Linked DNA regions of Homo sapiens: regions 1, 2 and 4 are each linked to region 3. A link is a contact called in ENCODE Hi-C or POLR2A ChIA-PET data. All regions are on one chromosome and are shown on one strand. The core of a region is the stretch at or near the end of the contact, and the rest is flanking DNA. Distances in the headings are between cores, read along the strand shown.

Region 1 (4,464 bases), core at 1,621-4,120, 140 kb after region 3:
TTTCTTGGTTGACTGAAATTCACATGGGAACAATATTCTCTGATTTCTTGCATGTTCCAACTGTTTTCTACAGCATTCATACATGAAGTAAAGTTGCCTACATAGAAAATACTTGGCTTACAGTTTCTTTCTTTGAATAGCTTATGGGTTCTGCTCCACTGTTTTGTAAGGTTAAGGGAAATCTAAGATTGAACTGATTTTTTACCCTGCCTGGCTGCCCTAAGAATTCTTTCTTTTTCTTTAACATCCAGTAACATTCCTAAGATCTATCAGTGTTGACTGTTTCGGGTCAGCTTTTCTTGGCGTGCAATATGCCCTATTAGAAAAGGTAAACACAAGTCTTTTTATTTCATGAGAATTTTCTTGAGCTAAATATTAAATATTTCTTCCATTCCATGACTTTATTTTACTTTTTTCTTTAGGCTCTTCAATTATGTACACGGTGGCTCTCCTTTATCTTCCTTATATGTTTCTTACCTTCTCTTTAATCCTTTCTAACTATTTTCATTTCATTTTGTTCACTGTTCTTGTTTTTATACTCTATTTGACTTACTGTGTTTTACCTAATATTTATTCACCCTTTCTGTTATTTTCCACTTTTCCCTACTTCTTTCCAGCTCATATTTCACATCTTTCCATTTTACCATTTTTTCTTGAGTTCTTGCATTTCTGCTTTGTGGTATTTATTCACAGAGGGTACTTTAAGTTTTAAAAATTCATTGTGATAAGATTGCTCAAAATTCCACTGTCTCCAGGTAATATTTTCAGGTGGCCAGCCCTCATCTGTTAAGAAACATTGCTGTTCTTTGTCTCCTTTTTTCTCACAGTATCTCTGCATAGATGCTGGACTGTTTTTATTGTATGAGTTGGACCAGTCAATTGAAAGAGGTTCCTGTAGAACCCCGGTGGAATTTGAAATCAACCGGTTTTCATGATGCAGATGCTTTCTTCTTCTCATCTACCCCATGACCAGGCTGCATCCTGCAAATATGGCTTGTTGGCATGGCTCTTTATGTATCACAGTGTCCTCTGCTTTTCTAATCCCAATAGTCCAGCTGGATCCTCTGAGCCACTAAACTTGCCCCCATCCCATTTCCACACCCTCTTTTGCAGACAAGCGGGGGATGGTGATTCTGCTCCTCAGGTGTGTCACTCACCTTCCGGCATATTTCATTGGTGCTTTCTGAGATCTGCCAACTTGGGCTCCCTCTTCCACTCTTTCTCACTTCCTCCAACACTGCACCTGCATGAAACTGGCTGCTTCTTACGCTGTTCCCAAGTATTTTGGTGACTGCCTCCTAATTTATCTGAAAAAGGAATTTGCATTTTGTCTTCCATCTTCTTTGTTACTTTCTGCTAGTTCCAGGGTAAGGTGAGGATGCAGAGTTTATGCTGCCGTGTTTACACCAGCAGTCCTCAATGGTACTTTTTTAAGAAGAAAGGAGTGTGCCCTTACCGAATGCAGTGACTAATCAGCCCTCAGAGCAACGACCTTTTTCCAACTTCCGTGCTCAGGAGCCACAGCACCCAAACAGACCTGAGAATTCCAAGAATTTTGTTCCTGCTGCACACTTCCACAAGATTTATTCACCAGCTTTGTGTGAATCGAGTGCAGCCTCCAGGCTGATCACTTAGCCGCATTCTTCTGGAAAGACCACCCTTGAAGCCCTTTGGAGTGACATGGACCAGGAAGTGAGGTGATCCACCTATCCCAGTTAGACTTCTAAGAGTGAAGGAGAGAGGGAGGGACCACAGGGTCACCTAGCAGTTCTCCACTTTCTAATTTATTCACCATCTCATCCTCTCTCCTATGGATTCCCATCCTTCTGTTTCCAATCTGGCTAAAAGGTAGCACTGTCCACCCAGATACCCAAGCCAGAAATCTGGGCCTGACCTTCATTCCACCTTTCCTCTGCCCCATACATCTAAGTCTTGCAAATTTTTCCTCCTAAACAGCTCTTGAACCAATCCGTTTCTCATTAGACCCTCTGTGACTGAGCCCAGGCACCCTCTTCTTTACCAGGACACGTGCAACAGCCCCCTTTGCTCCCACTCCTGCTCCTCTGCAGGCCACTTGCCACAAACTGGATCATATCCTTCAAAGTCTCCTTAGAGAACACCTAAATGCCGGAAGTGCTCTAGCCATGCTAAACTTCTTTCAATTCTGGACAGTGCCAGACCCACTCTGTCTCCACACCTTTATATGTGTTGATCCTTCTGCCTGAAATAGACCCCTCCTCCTGTTTCCATTGCTCAGGTCTCAGCTTAGACACCACCTCCCCCAGGAAGCCTTCCCCTGAGACTCCTCAATGAATTGGATGTCCTCGCCGTGTGCTCCCATAACACACTGTTCCTTCCCAAGCACACCCCTTTTCACTCTGTACTGGATTTGATCATTTAATGTCTGTCGCTCAATGGATGGGTTGATCCATGCAGGCAGGACATGGGCTCACAATTGCATCTCCAGACTATCACAGTGCCTGGCACGTGAGAAGCTCTCTGCAAAATGAGCTGTCAGATAAGAGGGGTTATCAGGGAGGTGGAAACACTGTTCCCTGGCCTGTGGCACTGCACGTCTGCTGGTGAAGAGGGCTCCTCCAATCTCCAAGGCTCTTTTCTGTTTGGAAAGCCAGCCACCCCCACCCACTACCCAACACAGCAGATGCTTTTTGTGCCCCATTATTTTAAAATGTACCCAGAGTTTGTTTCAAGCAAACACTGCACCTGCAGTGTTTGGTAAGACACAGAGACACAAAAATAATTGCCATGAAATAAGTTTTTGATATATTCACAGTCAGCTAGAAACAGGAAGTACGGCATGCCACACAGGGCCACAGGAGCTGAGATGGGCAGGCAAATTGCGAGAGCAAATGCAGCTGAAGCCTTTACTGTGGTTTTCACAGTACGGAATGAGCAAAGAAAGTTAAGCTAACTGAAATTGAATAATTTCAGCAGGCTCTGGGCTATAGGTGATAGAGCAGAGGACAGACAGAAAGCTGATAAAAGAAGATGGGTGATATAGACTCAGAATTGGTTGGTTTGCACACGAAAGGTATGCTCACAGGCCAGTTGATTACTCTCTCTTCTTAAGAATTAGCTAACCCTCGGAGGGGCAGTCCTTCCCTAAGTCCACAAGGCACCAGACACCAGAGCATAAAAAACCAGAAAATAAGAGAATATAGTGAACACACCCACGTTATGTCCCCGTGGCCCCCGATTGACTCCAGCTGCCCCCACAGCAGACAATCCTCCTGTGTACTGCCGGTCCCCACCTCAAGGACCTGATCACTCCTGCTTTCTTGCCTGCTGTGCCAGGAAGCTCAGGGGAAATTAACACATCTGGTGACAGCCCTCAAGCAATAAGGGACAAAAGTCAGTGGGTAAATAAGCCAATCTCCCTCTTGAGAGGCATTCAATATCATTGCAACTAACAGTGCTCAGTAGGTCTGAGCCTCTTTTCTATAAAACAAATGATGCCTTGTCACCCCCTAAGATACATTTATCTGATGATTTTTCTGAAGTGAGATCCTAAATTTCTGTCCCAATTAGATATGCTTTTAATTTGGTCTATATTGCTATTTTAGAAAACACACAGGTACTACATGCATAGATATGCACTGTTAAAAACCCATATACCAAATAAATCAGGGCAAAATCGAACATCTCCTTCTCCTCCCCAGAGGAAGCCACAGTTAGCAATTAGGGTGTGCATCTTCTCAGGCTGTTGCTTTTCTTTGCATTATAACATATGCATATGTCACAGTATATTAGTTTCCTGTAGCTGCCATAACAGATTACCACTGACTTGCTGGCTTAAAACAACATAAATGTATTCCCTCACAGTTCTGGAGGCCAGAAGTTCCACATCAGTTTCACCGGGTCAAAATCAAGGTGTCAGCAGGGCCGTGCTACCTCCAAAGGCTCTAGGGGAGAATCTGTTCCTTGCCTCTTCCAGCTTTTGGTGGCTGTCGGCATTCCTTGTCTTGTAGTCACATCACTCCAGTCTCCGCCTCCATGGTCTCCTCTTTTGTTTGTGTCAAATCTCCCTCTGCCTCTTACTTAGATGCATATTTGTGATGGCATTTAGGGTCCACCTGGGTAATCCACAGTAAGTTCCCCATCTCAAGATCCTAAATCAGATCTGCAAAGATCCTTTTTCTAAATGAGATAACATGCACAGCATTTGGGGATAATTTTTCAGCCTACTACACATGGTAATTATTTTCAGCATAAAGGAAATGACTATGCCACAACTTGCTTTGATTGACATAAGAGGCCCTGAAGCTTTTTCCGTATTTATCCATACAGAGGTGCTTTACTCTTTTTAACTGCTGCATAATATTTCACAATGTAAATGTGCCATGATTTCTTTACTCATCCTTCATCCTTTTTATTATAACAAACAATATTGCACTGAACATCCAATACATGCAGCTCTTGGAAAGAATCTAAAAATTTCTACAG
Region 2 (4,319 bases), core at 1,639-4,138, 230 kb before region 3:
TGAGGTCAAGAGTTCAAGACCAGCCTGACCAACATGGTGAAACCCTGTCTCTACTAAAAATACAAAATCAGCTGGGTGTGGTGGCACATGCTTGTAATCCCAGCTACTTGGGAGGCTGAGGCAGGAGAATCTCTTGAACCAGGGAGGCAGAGGTTGCAGTGAGCCAAGATCACGCCTTTGCACTCCAGCATGGGCAACAAGAGCGAAACTCCATCTCAAAAAAAAAAAAACTACAATGCCTGAGACAAAAAAATACACTGGATGGGATTAGCAGCAGATTAGACATTGCAGAAGAAAAAAATTAGTAAACTTAAAGACACAGCAATAAAATGACCTGGCATGCTGGTGCACACTTTAGGCCTAGCTATTCAGGAGGTGAAGGCAGGAGGAGCTCAGGAGTTTGAGCTCCTGAGCTATGTGAGCTACAGTGAGCTATGATTGCACTCCTGTATTCCAGCTTGGACGACAGAGCAAGGCCCTGTCTCTGGGGGAAAAAAAAGAAAAAACAATAAAACTTATCAAACATGGGCCGGGTGCGGTGGCTCATACCTGTAATCCCAGCACTTTGGGAGGCTGAGGCGGGTGGATCACGAGGTCAGGAGATCGAGACCATCTGGCTAACATGGTGAAACCCCGTCTCTACTAAAAATACAAAAAATTAGCCGGGTGTGGTGGCAGGCGCCTGTAGTCCCAGCTACTTGGGAGGCTGAGGCAGGAGAATGGCATGAACTTGGGAGGCGGAGGTTGCAGTGAGCCAAGATTGCGCCACTGCACTCCAGCCTGGGCGACAGAGCGAGACTCCATCTCAAAAAAAAAACCTTATCAAACGTGAAGCGAAGAAAGAAAAAATAATTGTAAAAATGAAAAGAGCTTTAGTGAACTATGGGACATCATCCAGCAATTGGGAATTTCCTCAACCTGATGAAGGGCATCTATGAAAAGTCTAAAACTGGTGTCATACTTAGTGATGAAAGACTGAATGCTTTCCCCTTGGTATAAGGAACAATAAAAGGGTGTCTATTCCTACCACTTCTTTTCAACATTATGCCGAATGTTCTGGCCAGCGCCATCAAGCAAAAAAAAAAAATAAATAAATAAATTAATAAAAGGCATTCAGAATAGAAAGGAAGAAGTAAAAAACTGTCTACTCACAAATGACATGATCATCTGCACAGAAAATCTGATGGATCTGCAGAAACTAGAAGTCGTCATTTGCAGGTTGTCTGTGGCTGCTTTTGCACCCCAGTGGGAAAGTTGAGTCATTGTGACAGAGACTATATGGCCCAAAAGCCTCAAATATTTACGTCCAGCCTTTTAATAATATTTTGCCAACCCCTGTTCTATAGATTCAGTATAATCCCAATAAGAATCTAAGTAGGCTTTTTTTTTTTTGTAGAAGTTGATGAACTTGCTTCTAAAATTCATATGGAAATGCAAAGGACCTAGAATAGCCAAAGCTTTTAAAAAGAAGAACACAATTGGAAGACTACTTGATTTCAAAGCTTATTATACAGGGGGGAATAGTGTAGATTAACGGAGCAGAATAGAGTTCGGTGATAACCTCACACATGTATGTACTACTGATTTTTGACAAAAGTGCAAAGACCATGCAGTAGAGAATAGTCTTTTCAATAAACGGTTCTGGAACAATTGGATATTCATGTGCAAAAAAATGAACATGGACCCATACATCATACCAAAATGGATTATAGACGTAGATGTAAAATCTAAAATTCTAAATCTTCCAGAAAAAAAGATAAAATATTTGAGATCTTACATTAAAATATTTGAGACCTTACATTAGGCAAAGATTTCTCAGCTACAATTCCTAAAGTATGATCCATAAACGTATGATCCACAAATCGATAAATGACACTTCATCAAAATTTAAAACTTCTGCCCTTCCAAATCTTGTCATCTATATAATGAGAAAGCTAAAAGAAAAGCAGGAGAATCTGCTAGAAAACTTTCCTAGGGTCCTCTGATTGTTAAAAAACTGATAATTACCCTGATAATTACCTGATAATAACATTGATTATTACCATCTCTGGGCTGGAGATGAACTGTATTAGAGAATTCAGCTACCCACCCTCTTCCCTCTCACCTCAGTCCCCCTTACCTTGTACCCTTTCTTCACTAGGAGAAAAAGCCAAGCAGCAAAAGAGTCCAGCAAAATCATAGTTTCCTAAAATAAGAAAACTTTTTACGAAAAGCCACATAAGAGTGGACCTCTCTTGAATACCAGAAGATATGGAAATTTAGGCAATTGGGAAGAAAAGTGGTTTGGAGCCAAGCAGCACTCCTAGATTTTTACCCTAAGACCTAAGCTTATTAGTGGTAGGACCTTGCCCATGTCAGTTACTACATCTGTAAATGGGAACACTGTGAGAATTAGAGATCAGGGCTTCAAAGTGCACCCCCACCCCTCCACCCGGGGCAGCTCAAGGTGGCCTTCTCTTAACCACTGTTGCGTTTTTCAGTTGTGCCAAGATAGGCTGCTTAGGTTTCTTCACTACCATGGGAAATGATTCTGTAAAATGGGAAAACTAAATGCAAGTGTAAGGGCGTTGTTGTTGTCGTTTTCACTGTTTCCTATAAATTCTACATCTTCTTACTGGAAGAGAAGATCTAGGCTCTAACTCTTTAGAGGAGATTAAACATTCCTGTGCAGGATGGAAAAAATTCAGGAAGGGAGCCAGGAAAACAAATATCCTGAAGAGGCTTAGGGTCAAGAGGTGAGGGTGGGAGAATTTGACACAAGGGAAAAAGAAAAATGCAGAGCTACTGGTGGTATATTTATGACAGGAAGGTTTTCCCATAGAGGATAGAGCTGGACTTTTCAAGGGGTGGCTGCCTGCCAGGCCTTAGTACAAGAAGAAGAGATCATAGGCAGGTCACAGGAAATGTGCTGCTGACCATGAGAGGTGGTGATGCCTGGGGGTAGGGACCAGAGGGGGACAACGTCTAAGGCCCCTCTTCCAGGGAGGCCAAACAGGAAGGATGTTGTCTCATTAGCACGGATTTCCAAGATGTGAAAGCATATCTACCAACACTTATCAGGCCTACCAGCCACCCTAAACTTCCCCCAATTCTCATGCAAATGAAGTGACAGAAAAAAAAAGTTATGATACCCTGTGAGTGTTCACAGCCTTTTCCCACCCCCAGGGGTGTTCATTCTCTCCTAGCTCAGTTCCTAGGCTTATGTATAGGGCAGAAAAATTAGGGGCTGGGCAGCAGGTAGAGGGGGTCTTGAGGTGCCATTGTCTTGCTCTGGAAAAGGCCAAGATCTGGAAATGGAGGGGTTAGGGGTAGAGAGAGAGACCAAAGTCTCTGAGCATTGGAGGAGGAGATTGGAAAGGGGAACCTTCATGGTGTAGGTAACAGGAGGGTTTTGCTTGCTTGCTTCCCAACATCACCTTTTGTAACATCCCAGAGTTACAAAAGGCAATGTTGAAAACTGGGAAAAGAATAAAAAAGAAATGAAAATATGTGCCCATGGTAAATGCAGGAGACATGGAGACCAGTGTGGCTGGAGGGAAAGAGAGGAGGGCTATGGAGAGTTGGCCAGGGATTTGCAGGAAGGAGCCTTGCACACAGGGCTGTTGCCTTTATCCCAAAAGCCCAGGAAGCCACCGAAGGGGCTTGAGCGTACGTGTATCATCTTTAGATTTATGTTTAGGTTACATCAAAAAAGACAGATTGGGGATGTGGCCAGAGAGGGTATAAGTAAACCAGTAAGAAGATGGTTCCAGGAGTTTCTGTGATGGATTTATGTGAAGGTGGTCAAAATGTAGAGAAGTAGACAAATTTGAGAAATGATTAGGAGATCAAGTCAATCAAAACCAATCTTGGTTTTCCGAGGCTCCAGAGCCATGCTCTGGGGTGAATGGCTGTGCACTTCACTTGATGGAAGGATAGCCTTGCTTCGGAAGATGATCTTGAATTTAGTGTTGTTAATTTATTAACATCCAAGGGAAATATGAGGTAGGCATTGGTTATGTGAGTGTAGAATTCAGAGGAAAGTCTGGGCTGGAATAAAGACATGTGCATGATCTGCATGTAGATGTGGCTGAGGCCATGGGTGTGCATGGTCTCTCTCAGGGAGAGCACATAGAGCCTCACTGTCCACAGTAGCCTGTGGCCATCTGTGCCTATTTGGATTTAAATTAGTTCAAATTAAATCAGATTAAAAATTCAGTTCCTCAGTTGCACTAAGCAAAATGAGGACCAGGAAATGCCCCCTTGGATTTAACAATATGGCGGTCACGGGTGACCCTAGAGGGAGCTATTTTAGTGGATGAATAGGGCCAGGAGCCAAT
Region 3 (4,458 bases), core at 1,378-3,877:
TTGTTTGAATTATCATGTCCTTGATTACTAGTGAGAATAAATATCTTTTCCAATATTTGCCACTATTTGCTCTTCTTTTGTTTATATTATAGCTTTTCTCTATTCCTGTCTCCTCCCATCTCCCTCATTCTCCCCCACCACATCCCCCATGAAGAGCCTGAACTCTTTGAAAGGTTCAATTCCACTATTGCCTTATAAACCAATATATCTAAGTGCCAATGAAAAACTGTCTCAGACCAACTCAGAAATGCATGATGAAGTCATAACCAAAATGTCTTGGTGTAACAGATGTTACAGCTTCAGCATCAGGGGTGTTATTGCCTTGTACAATTGCTTGTGTGATCCCATTTTCCTGGGGTAGCACAGACGGCACTCCCAGCCTAACAGGAATCGGTTTTTCTGCTTTATGATGCACTCTAGAACCGCTAATTACGTCCATCTCACCCCCAGCTATTTGTTATCTCTTTCCTTCTCCAGACTGAGAGATGGAGGAGGGAAGTCAACCTGGCTTGTCCGAGGGGTGCAGGATAGCCTGCAGGAGCCCTGCCCAGACTTTGAATGTAACTCTCCCAGTCACAGCTTTTCAGGGGCCATCTCACCTGAGTCACCATGGGGACAAAGTACAGGAGGAACTTGCCTTACCCTGCTCATGGGAGACTCCATCACAAGATCGTGTCTCCTGCAGGAACAGGGGGCCCAGGAGACTCAGGATCCCACTCTGGCTCTGCCTAGAGTGTCGCATCCTAGAGAACAGGAGGATACCCTCGGGCAGCCCTTGCCTCTTACAGAATCAACACGGTCAACAGGAAGATGAGAGGCGGGACTGGCTGGCTTGAAGTCCTGTCCAGCCCAGCCACTTATGATTGGGTTACCAATGAACACCTAGCCCCTGCGTGAATATTCAGAGGTTGGTGAAGTGCACCCTCCTCAACCCTCACCTCCTGCTACCCACACAGGACACCAGTCCTCAGTTTGGTCTGGGGAGTCAAGCTGCCTGAGCTTGAATCCCACCTCCACTTTCTACTGGCTATGTGACCTTGGGCAAGTTATTTAAGCTCTCTGCTCCTCAGTTTCCTCACCTATAAAATGGGGACAATGCTATTACCTACCTCAGACAGTTGCTGGGAGTGGTTCTAAGAGAGGTAACAGATATACAGTGCTTCCAACTGTGACTGATAGACAGTAACCACTCAAAAAATGTTAGCAATCAAAACGCTTTAGAGTTTAGCCACTGCTCCTAGCCCTGCCCTCTGCAGCCATTGTCTATCTCAACAGCAGGAAATCTGCTAGGGCTGGGGCACACTGAGCACTGTGCCAGGATGCCCACCACCTGGGGATGGGTGAGGAGATGGGCTGGTGGAACCCTGGAACCCTGCTCCTGCACTGTTTCCTGGGAGAAGAATTTGTGCCTGCTCCCAAGTGCAATATATGGAGCCCCATGACTTAGAGTCAGAAAGATATGCCTTTAAGTGCCTGCTCCTTATTGACTCTCCATGAGACCTTCATAAGGGTGAATTCCTTAAGCTCTGGGTGTCGATTTGTTCATTTTGAAAATGGAAATCAGAGTATGCACCACTTGCTGTGTTAGGGGAAAGATTAAATTGCTAATGCCTAAGACCTGATAAACACCACTGGCACCACACTAAGGATTCATCTTGGGTCGTAAAAAGTGACATTCTGCTCTTATCATAAAGAGCCCCCCGCCCCACCTCCACAACCCTATTTCGAATAAAGGACATACCAGTTTCTGCAAATTTGGTCTTATTTAAAGCCAAGCAGAGGTGGCTTTTATGTGATGTGACATAAAAATTCAGACTGAGCCCTGTTTTGCTTTCTCTTTTGGCTGCTAACTTGACCTAGCTGCCTTTCTTCCCCTCACACCACGGGAGTTCGGGTTGCCAGGTAAAATCAGCACAAGTCTAACACTTCCTGTCAGCTCAACCTGAGTTTCTTCCACTTATGCTGTCTGCAGTGGCTTCGGCATCCCGAGCCAAGGGGCCAAGGGTGATGTGTGGCTGTGCTGACACATCCCCTTCCCCTTGAGTAGCCCTGGGACCTGGGATGCGGGAGAGGGAGCAAGTGAGCCAGTGCTCAGAGAACAGCCACCTACAGACCCCTAGGCAGGAGACCCCAAAAGGCCGCACTTAGCCTCCACAAAGAACCAGGCCCTCTTCCTCAGCGGAACCATTTCCAGAACGCAAAGCATCCTCTGGGGAGGTCCAGCTGCTGTGCCTTTGCCACTTCTCAGTGCTGAGCTGGTTTGGCAGGGAATGTGGCAGGCAGCAGTTGGCAGTCACAAGGGTCAGAGGAGCATTCTGTGGCATTTATACAGAGTCACGTTTCTGACTTGACTGAAAGTAGAATCTTTAATAATATATAGGTTTTAAGTGACTGAGGGTTGCTCTTGCCAAATCCTAGCATAAAGCATATTTTTACAGCTGGGATGATAAATCCCTGAAAGACGGCACTTACCATGGAAACGCTGACACAGCCTTTCATTCCCTTCACAGTGATTAAAATCCTTATTTCAATTTGTTTTTCTTTATTTTGAGCTAGAGTCATTTGCAAGCCCAGGAATACATCTCTCTGTGAAAGAAAACGAAATGCTGCCCTCTGTCAGAAATAAAATGAAACTGTTCTTAACTCACTGCAGTGGTACAAATCTCGCCTTGAAGAATCATGAAAACCCAGGAAATCAGGCTTTCTAGCCAGAGTAGAAACTCCTGCAGAACTTACCTTGTTTCCTAGGGAAAGTAAGACAGAGACAGGAAGGCAGGCAACCAACGGTGTGTTATCAAACCAGGGGCCACTATGGGCATCTGGAGATTTAGCCTTTGAGGAATTCCGGGAGCCATTGCAGCCAGTGCACATCAGGACCATCCTGCCTACAAGGTGGGATGCTCTGGGGTGTTTGTTCGCCAGTTCCCACCAGTCACTGGTTTCAAGCTGCCGCACATCAGTGCTTATGCATTTCTGGCCTGCTGCTCATTGCGGGCTCCAATGGCCAGAGGGAGCCCTCAGGCAAAGAGATGCAGATTTGGCAGTTGGAGGCCCAGCCCTTGTGCTGGTGAGGCTTGAGTGCATATAGGGAGCCCTGATCTGTCCACTGATCCCACTCTCCATTATCCCTTTTATGCTTCTTTGGACTGTTTTATTTGCAAGTATATTTAATATGGTTTGGATGTTTGTCCCCTCCAAATCTCATGTTGAAATGTAATCCGCAGTGTTAGAGGTGGGGCCTAGTGGAAGGTGTTGGGGTCAAGGGGGCAGATCCCTGATGAATGGCTTGGTGCCCTCCCCATGGTAATGAATGAGTTCTCAATCTTAGTTCACAGGAGAGCTGGCTATTTAAAGGAGGCTGGCACCTCTTCCTCCCTCTCTTGCTCACTCTCTCGCCCTGTGACATGCTGGCTTCCCTTCCCTCCTGCCATGACTAAAAGCTTCTTGACGCCTCATCAGAAACCAAGCAGATGTGGGCTCCATGCTTCTTGTACAGTCTGCAGAACTGTGAGTCAAATAAACTTCTTTTCTTTATAAATTACCCAGTCTCAGGTATTCCTTTATAACAACACAAAATAAGCTAACACAATATTTCATTCCCTTGGGGTTCAGGGAATTCCCTCTGTTTATCCAAGTCTTATCATCCGTGCTGAACCAAAAGCTCAGTGATCCTACTAACCAAATGCCCAGGAATGTCTTTCTACCTTTCCAAATCTTGTAATTGGAAAATCCATAATTGACCTGGCCACATGTCTTAATTTGCCAGTGAGATCTCAGCAGTGTTTCTCATTTAATAGCTGATGTGGTCTCAAATTTCCCAACCTAACAAGGCTTCATTCAACTCTGCAGATCATATTAGAACTTGGCCTAATGAGACCTGAGCATTTCCCTGATTCTGCACATGGTCAGAGCTTGGCAACAGGGTTTTCCAGAGTGTTCCACAGATAATCAGTCTGGAGAGATATTCCTCAGAATGGGGATTCAGAGATGAGATAAGCCTGGTAACATCACTAGGTATAGCACCCTCTTAAAGATCATAAGGCCCACCAGGATATTAAAGGCTCTGAGAAGTCCTGCAGGGAATAAATCCAATTAGCTTTGTTTAACTCAATGTTTCCCAACTTATTTCATCACTGGACTAGTTCTTCACGAAACATCTATTATCATCCTGTAACATACCAGATATAGTACACTTAACTGGATTTGCCTTTTATTTGTTTTCCCCCCTTATTTTAGTGAATTTTAAAAATATTTTTATTATACAAGTATGACATGTTTTGTAGAAAGACTGGGCCGGAGGCAGTGGCTCACGCCTGTATTCCCAGCACTTTGAGAGGCCAAGGAGGGCAGATCATGTGGTCAGGAGTTCGAGACCAGCCTGGCCAACATAGTGAAACCCCATCTCTACTAAAAAAAAAAAAAAAAATACAAAAAATGAGCATGGTGGTGGGTGCCTGT
Region 4 (4,491 bases), core at 1,313-3,812, 170 kb before region 3:
TATAATGAATAATATAAATATCAACTAACAATTACCCAACATTCTTATTTGACCGAAGAAAACTTTCTTTTTCTGTTAAAGATTAGCCTCACAAACAACAAGAAGTCCAATTATTTGGAAATTTTCTCTTCAGGATGATTTGTCCAATCCCCTTAACACACTCGGCTTGTTATGATGTGATACATGATTAGAATAATAAAAAAGAAGAAAAGCAACATAAATATACAGTCCCACAGTTTTCAGTTAGGGCTCAAATAATTTCTAAATATAGAAATGCTAAAAGATTGAAAAAATTAGAAATACAATTCTATGTCAAGTAGTTGGCTAAGCTAAATGACATAATTTGAAGCATTTAAACTAGAAAAGAACAGCAGGGTAACTAAGTTTCAGAGAGGGCAAATGACTCTCCCACTGAGGCAATGTGATTATTCAAGGGGCCATTTATTCCATATATTTATTTCCCAGACTTTTTTTTTTTTTGAGACGGAGTCTCGCTCTGTCACCCAGGCTGGAGGGCAGTGGTGCGATCTCGGCTCACTGTAAGCTCTGCCTCCCAGGTTCATGCCATTCTCCTGCCTTAGCCTCCCGAGTAGCTAGTACTACAGGCACCCGCCACCACACCCGGCTAATTTTTTCTATTTTTAGTTGAGACGAGGTTTCACTGTGTTAGCCAGGATGGTCTCGATCCCCTGACCTCATGATCCATCCACCTCATTTTCCAGACTTTTTATTTCTCTTCTTACTTTACTTTTGTCTTTGAATAATTTTACTTTTTCATCCCAAGGGCCAAAGGAAAGAGATAAAAACAGGCCACTCAACAGAGCGCTACGACTTTAACCAAATTATTTTAAAATGTGTTCCCAATCTTTAAAATGGAAGTACTAATAGTAATCTACTTTCTTGTAAAGCTGCTGTGGACATTAAATGAATTAAAACAGAATCCATGCTAAGTATTCAGCACAGAGAAAACATTCAAAGGTGGCTGCTGCTGCCCTGCCCTGCTTCATCTGTGGCAGGCACTGTTCTTGGCATAGCAGACAGAGATGAGTAAGAGATGCCCTTGCCCTTACAAGCCTCCCAAGCCACTAAGGATGCTCCAGTGGAAATTAGTGAAACAGATGTGGGAAACAGACAGTAGGTAAGTTCAAGCAGGCACAAAGCCAACACAGTTTGAGATGGGAGAGAGAAGAAACAGGGAAAGCTTCTTATTCTTAGTAATTCAGGTTTTTTTTAAAAAAAGGTGATGATTCAGGAGCTTGGGTCCCCAGAACTAGACATCTGGTATTATAGGACTAAGAATGGCATCAACAAAAATTATCCACCATATTCCTCCACAAATGGGGGTGGGAAGTGGTACCTGTCTTAATATAACATTCATTTTAAGCCAGGCACAGTGGTGCATGCCTACAGTCCCAGCTAGCAGGAAGCCTAAGGTGGGAGGATCACTTGAACCCAGGAATTTGAGTCCACAGTGTGCTAAACCACATCTGTGAATAGCCATTGTGCTCTAGCCTGGGAAACATAGCCAGACCCCATCTCTTAAGAAAAAAGAAAAACCATTCATTTTAGAGAATATTTTAAATTATCTTTTTCCATAAGAAAAAAAAAAAAACCGTGTTAACAAAACTACAAACTCCTAAGGTATAGACCACAGCCTCAGCTTGAGATCCTAAGACTGCAAGGGATCACTGAAACCGTAAATGGGGGATGGGGGTGTAATGGAGCGAAATGTACAGGGGACCTTATTATAATCATTTCCAAAAAATGTTAATGGAACTGTCTCTTCATATTAAAGATCCACGGGTTAACAAACATCAACCATCTGAATCAAATATCATATAGATACAACTATCTGAAGTGTATGTTTTTATTTCAGACCCAGCTATAGGCACTTGGTTAATAAAAATGAAAAAAAGGAAATATTTAATAAATGTAATTGGCTTGGTTTAAAAAAAAAAAACCCAACTCATGGAACTATGGGAAGGAGTAAAGAGATAATGAAGTTTTTCATAATATAAAGGGTGGGAGTTACAAGTTCCCCTTACTGGCTGCCTTCAAGCTAGCTGGAAATAAGGTCACAGAAATGAGCACTGAAGTCTCATCTGGCTAACACTCAGCAGGTCTATATAATATAACTGAATTATGCTATTTCTAGGGTTGGGGTAGAGTTCAAGATCAAAATGAAAACAAAACAGAATAAAAGAACATGCTAATCATTCATCTGAGGAAAAGCAAATGCCAACAGGGTGGGGAGGGGACTTCAGGACTACTGAGAGGTTTCCTAAAAAGTCATTTCTAAACTGAATTATCTATACAACAAAAGAGGAGGATTAGAAAATAATAAAAATGGGAAGTCCAGAAGAAGGATTTTAGGTAGAAACCTCTATTTTTTTCCTTTTATCAGCTTTCTTTTATCAGTATAGCCATAAATAATGAAAGAAGCAATAGAACTAGAATGTTCTAAAACCACAGCAGATAAAATAGGGGCACCTTTTACAAGACCACTTCACAGCTGCCAGGATTTATGCAATCACTTTTCAGTTCCAACTACGGTCACAAGACACTGACATATGACCTAACACTAATGTAGAAGGCAATGCTTTCTTAGAATAGCAAGTACTGTTTCAGAAGTGTGTAGGTCCCAGGAGTTCTATAATAAAACCTAAGACCTTTGCTTTTTGTACAACACTGAGAAACCTAATTGCCCATGTTTATCCATCTGAATTCCTATTTACACAGAAGAACTACTTGTCTGCATTCAAAATCATGTAGAGCTTTGGTTACTAAAGATTCTTTCTTGTAAAACAAGATCAGTGGTTAGTTTTAAGGAACATGACTAGAAAGCATTCCAAAAGTAGAAAACTGTCAGATCATCTGAACTAACAGCATACGAAAGAAGCAGAAGAGGAATGAAGAACTTGGACAAGTTTTTTAGATCTATTTTCTGATATGTCTAGTATTCCTGGTTTTATCGATACTCTAGTTAGAAGCAAGGTTTTATTATTTAACAGGGAAATGTTTCCTTTTCCCCTAGAAAGAACGAATGCCATCATCTGATACCTACTTTAAAACACTCCTTTCCCAGATCTTAATTCATCTAAATGTCCCTTGGGGACTTCAAAAATCAATGCTGCTAAAACTAAGCTTATCATTTTTTTCCCCCAAGTTTATTTCTCCCCATCTACCCTGGTGGGTACAGTCTAAACTTAGGAGACATCCCAGACTCCCTACTCTGAGGGTCCTCTGACTTCCAGATCAAGAAGGCACTGCCAATTCTATGATGTGCTTCAAATCCTCCAATGATCCTCATCTTCCCCAAGGTCTTCCCACACTGCCCTCCAACTCAGAAACCTGGGCTACCTAACAATTTCAGCATCATTACAATGGGCTGTGATTACAGATATTCTATTTCCCTCCAATACTTGGAGCTCCTTGAGCACAGAATAGGGCCTTCTGTTGAGCAGGCCCTAGTCTACACTCAGCCAGGGCCTGCTCAACACAAGTTTGCTGAATGAAAACCTGAAATTTTTCAAAAGAGTTCTGCAAATATTGTGGGGCCCCCTCAAAAGACAGCTAAAGCAGAGTTTTAGGGTACAGAGGAAGGTGGTGGTTATTCCCAATCCTACACACACACACACATACACAAAGCTAAGAAGAAAAGGAGACTAAGAAGTGCTCAGAGCAGACTGTGGTGGGATAAATCAGGGAAGATAAGCTGCAGTTTATTTCAGTCACCTTTTTAAGGCCCTGTGCAAACTTGTTTTTTCAAGTTAAAACAGAAAAAGTTCAAGAAGTCAAAGTGTTATCAATCACATATTGTGGGACTGCACACATTCACACAAATCCAAACCAGACAAGCAGCAGACACCCTTCCAACTCAGCATTCCTTCATAAAATCATTTTACAAACCTGCTGTTGGTACCACTCAGGAAAAGTACAAATGAAAACGGAAAGATAAGATGGCGAAAACATCATACTTGGGCGATTTCTTTCAGTGTGGCCTAATGAAAATAGCATGCCTGGCCTAAAGCTTCAGAGAGACCTGGTTCAAATCCTCTGATGGCTGCTTAGCTGAGTTTCAATATGGATACTCATCCAAGGGGGGACCCATTGGAGAACTGCTTCACCAGGGATACAGAGTGGCTTTTTAAATTTAGTTTCAAGCAGTGATTTCACATTTCAAATTTCCCACAAGATTATGACAAATGCAATGCAATTTTTAGGCTTATTATATGGTTAACTTCGAACTAGAAAGAAGAAACATTTAAATTTAGCACCACATCTAAAAATGTCCAATTCTATTTGTCTAGTCAGTCAAATGCAACTAGATTAGAGACCTATATGAATCAGCATTTTATAAATTTGGAGTGTCCATCAACTAAACGTTTTAGTTTGACAGCTAGTGGAGTATTTTGATGTTTTCTTAAGTTGATGTTAAAAACACAGTCTTTTGGGCCGGGCACGGTGGCTCACACCTGTAATCCCAGCACT

Evidence for each region. Hi-C counts contacts between places; a loop is a spot of excess contacts on that map. ChIA-PET counts read pairs that join two places held with the same protein, here RNA polymerase II (POLR2A). Pooled maps may share reads with other maps.
Region 1: a loop to region 3 is called in a pooled map, with 3 times the contacts of the local background. The contact joins two enhancer-like sites. A Hi-C loop is called at or near these places in 2 of 50 pooled maps. POLR2A ChIA-PET finds 5 or more read pairs at or near these places in 3 of 52 experiments (CD4-positive, alpha-beta memory T cell, activated T-cell and activated naive CD4-positive, alpha-beta T cell).
Region 2: a loop to region 3 is called in a map of endothelial cell of umbilical vein, with 6 times the contacts of the local background. The contact joins two enhancer-like sites. A Hi-C loop is called at or near these places in 4 of 168 maps with a recorded cell type or tissue (endothelial cell of umbilical vein, heart left ventricle, heart right ventricle and 1 more) and 11 of 50 pooled maps. POLR2A ChIA-PET finds 5 or more read pairs at or near these places in 10 of 52 experiments (CD4-positive, alpha-beta T cell, CD4-positive, alpha-beta memory T cell, GM12878 and 7 more).
Region 4: a map of endothelial cell of umbilical vein shows a loop between it and region 3 (6-fold over the local background). The contact joins two enhancer-like sites. A Hi-C loop is called at or near these places in 1 of 168 maps with a recorded cell type or tissue (endothelial cell of umbilical vein) and 1 of 50 pooled maps. POLR2A ChIA-PET finds 5 or more read pairs at or near these places in 4 of 52 experiments (CD4-positive, alpha-beta T cell, OCI-LY7, activated CD4-positive, alpha-beta T cell and 1 more).

What each region holds. Positions count from the first base shown.
Region 1 is chr3:43,022,762-43,027,225 of GRCh38, reverse strand. All of the region lies in intron 1 of GASK1A (golgi associated kinase 1A), which reads right to left. Among named protein-coding and RNA genes, the nearest start is that of GASK1A, 46 kb to the right of the region's middle. Within about 2 kb of position 2,870, at least 3 of the 41 ENCODE cell types and tissues checked have a DNase peak (open chromatin) inside an H3K27ac peak, as active enhancers do.
Region 2 is chr3:43,392,845-43,397,163 of GRCh38, reverse strand. The region is part of intron 12 of ANO10 (anoctamin 10); the gene reads left to right. Among named protein-coding and RNA genes, the nearest start is that of SNRK-AS1, 43 kb to the right of the region's middle. Within about 2 kb of position 2,888, at least 8 of the 41 ENCODE cell types and tissues checked have a DNase peak (open chromatin) inside an H3K27ac peak, as active enhancers do.
Region 3 is chr3:43,160,445-43,164,902 of GRCh38, reverse strand. No RefSeq gene overlaps it. Among named protein-coding and RNA genes, the nearest start is that of POMGNT2, 57 kb to the right of the region's middle. Within about 2 kb of position 2,627, at least 7 of the 41 ENCODE cell types and tissues checked have a DNase peak (open chromatin) inside an H3K27ac peak, as active enhancers do.
Region 4 is chr3:43,325,427-43,329,917 of GRCh38, reverse strand. All of the region lies in intron 3 of SNRK (SNF related kinase), which reads right to left. Among named protein-coding and RNA genes, the nearest start is that of SNRK-AS1, 24 kb to the left of the region's middle. RefSeq lists a silencer at 3,615-3,815. Within about 2 kb of position 2,562, at least 5 of the 41 ENCODE cell types and tissues checked have a DNase peak (open chromatin) inside an H3K27ac peak, as active enhancers do.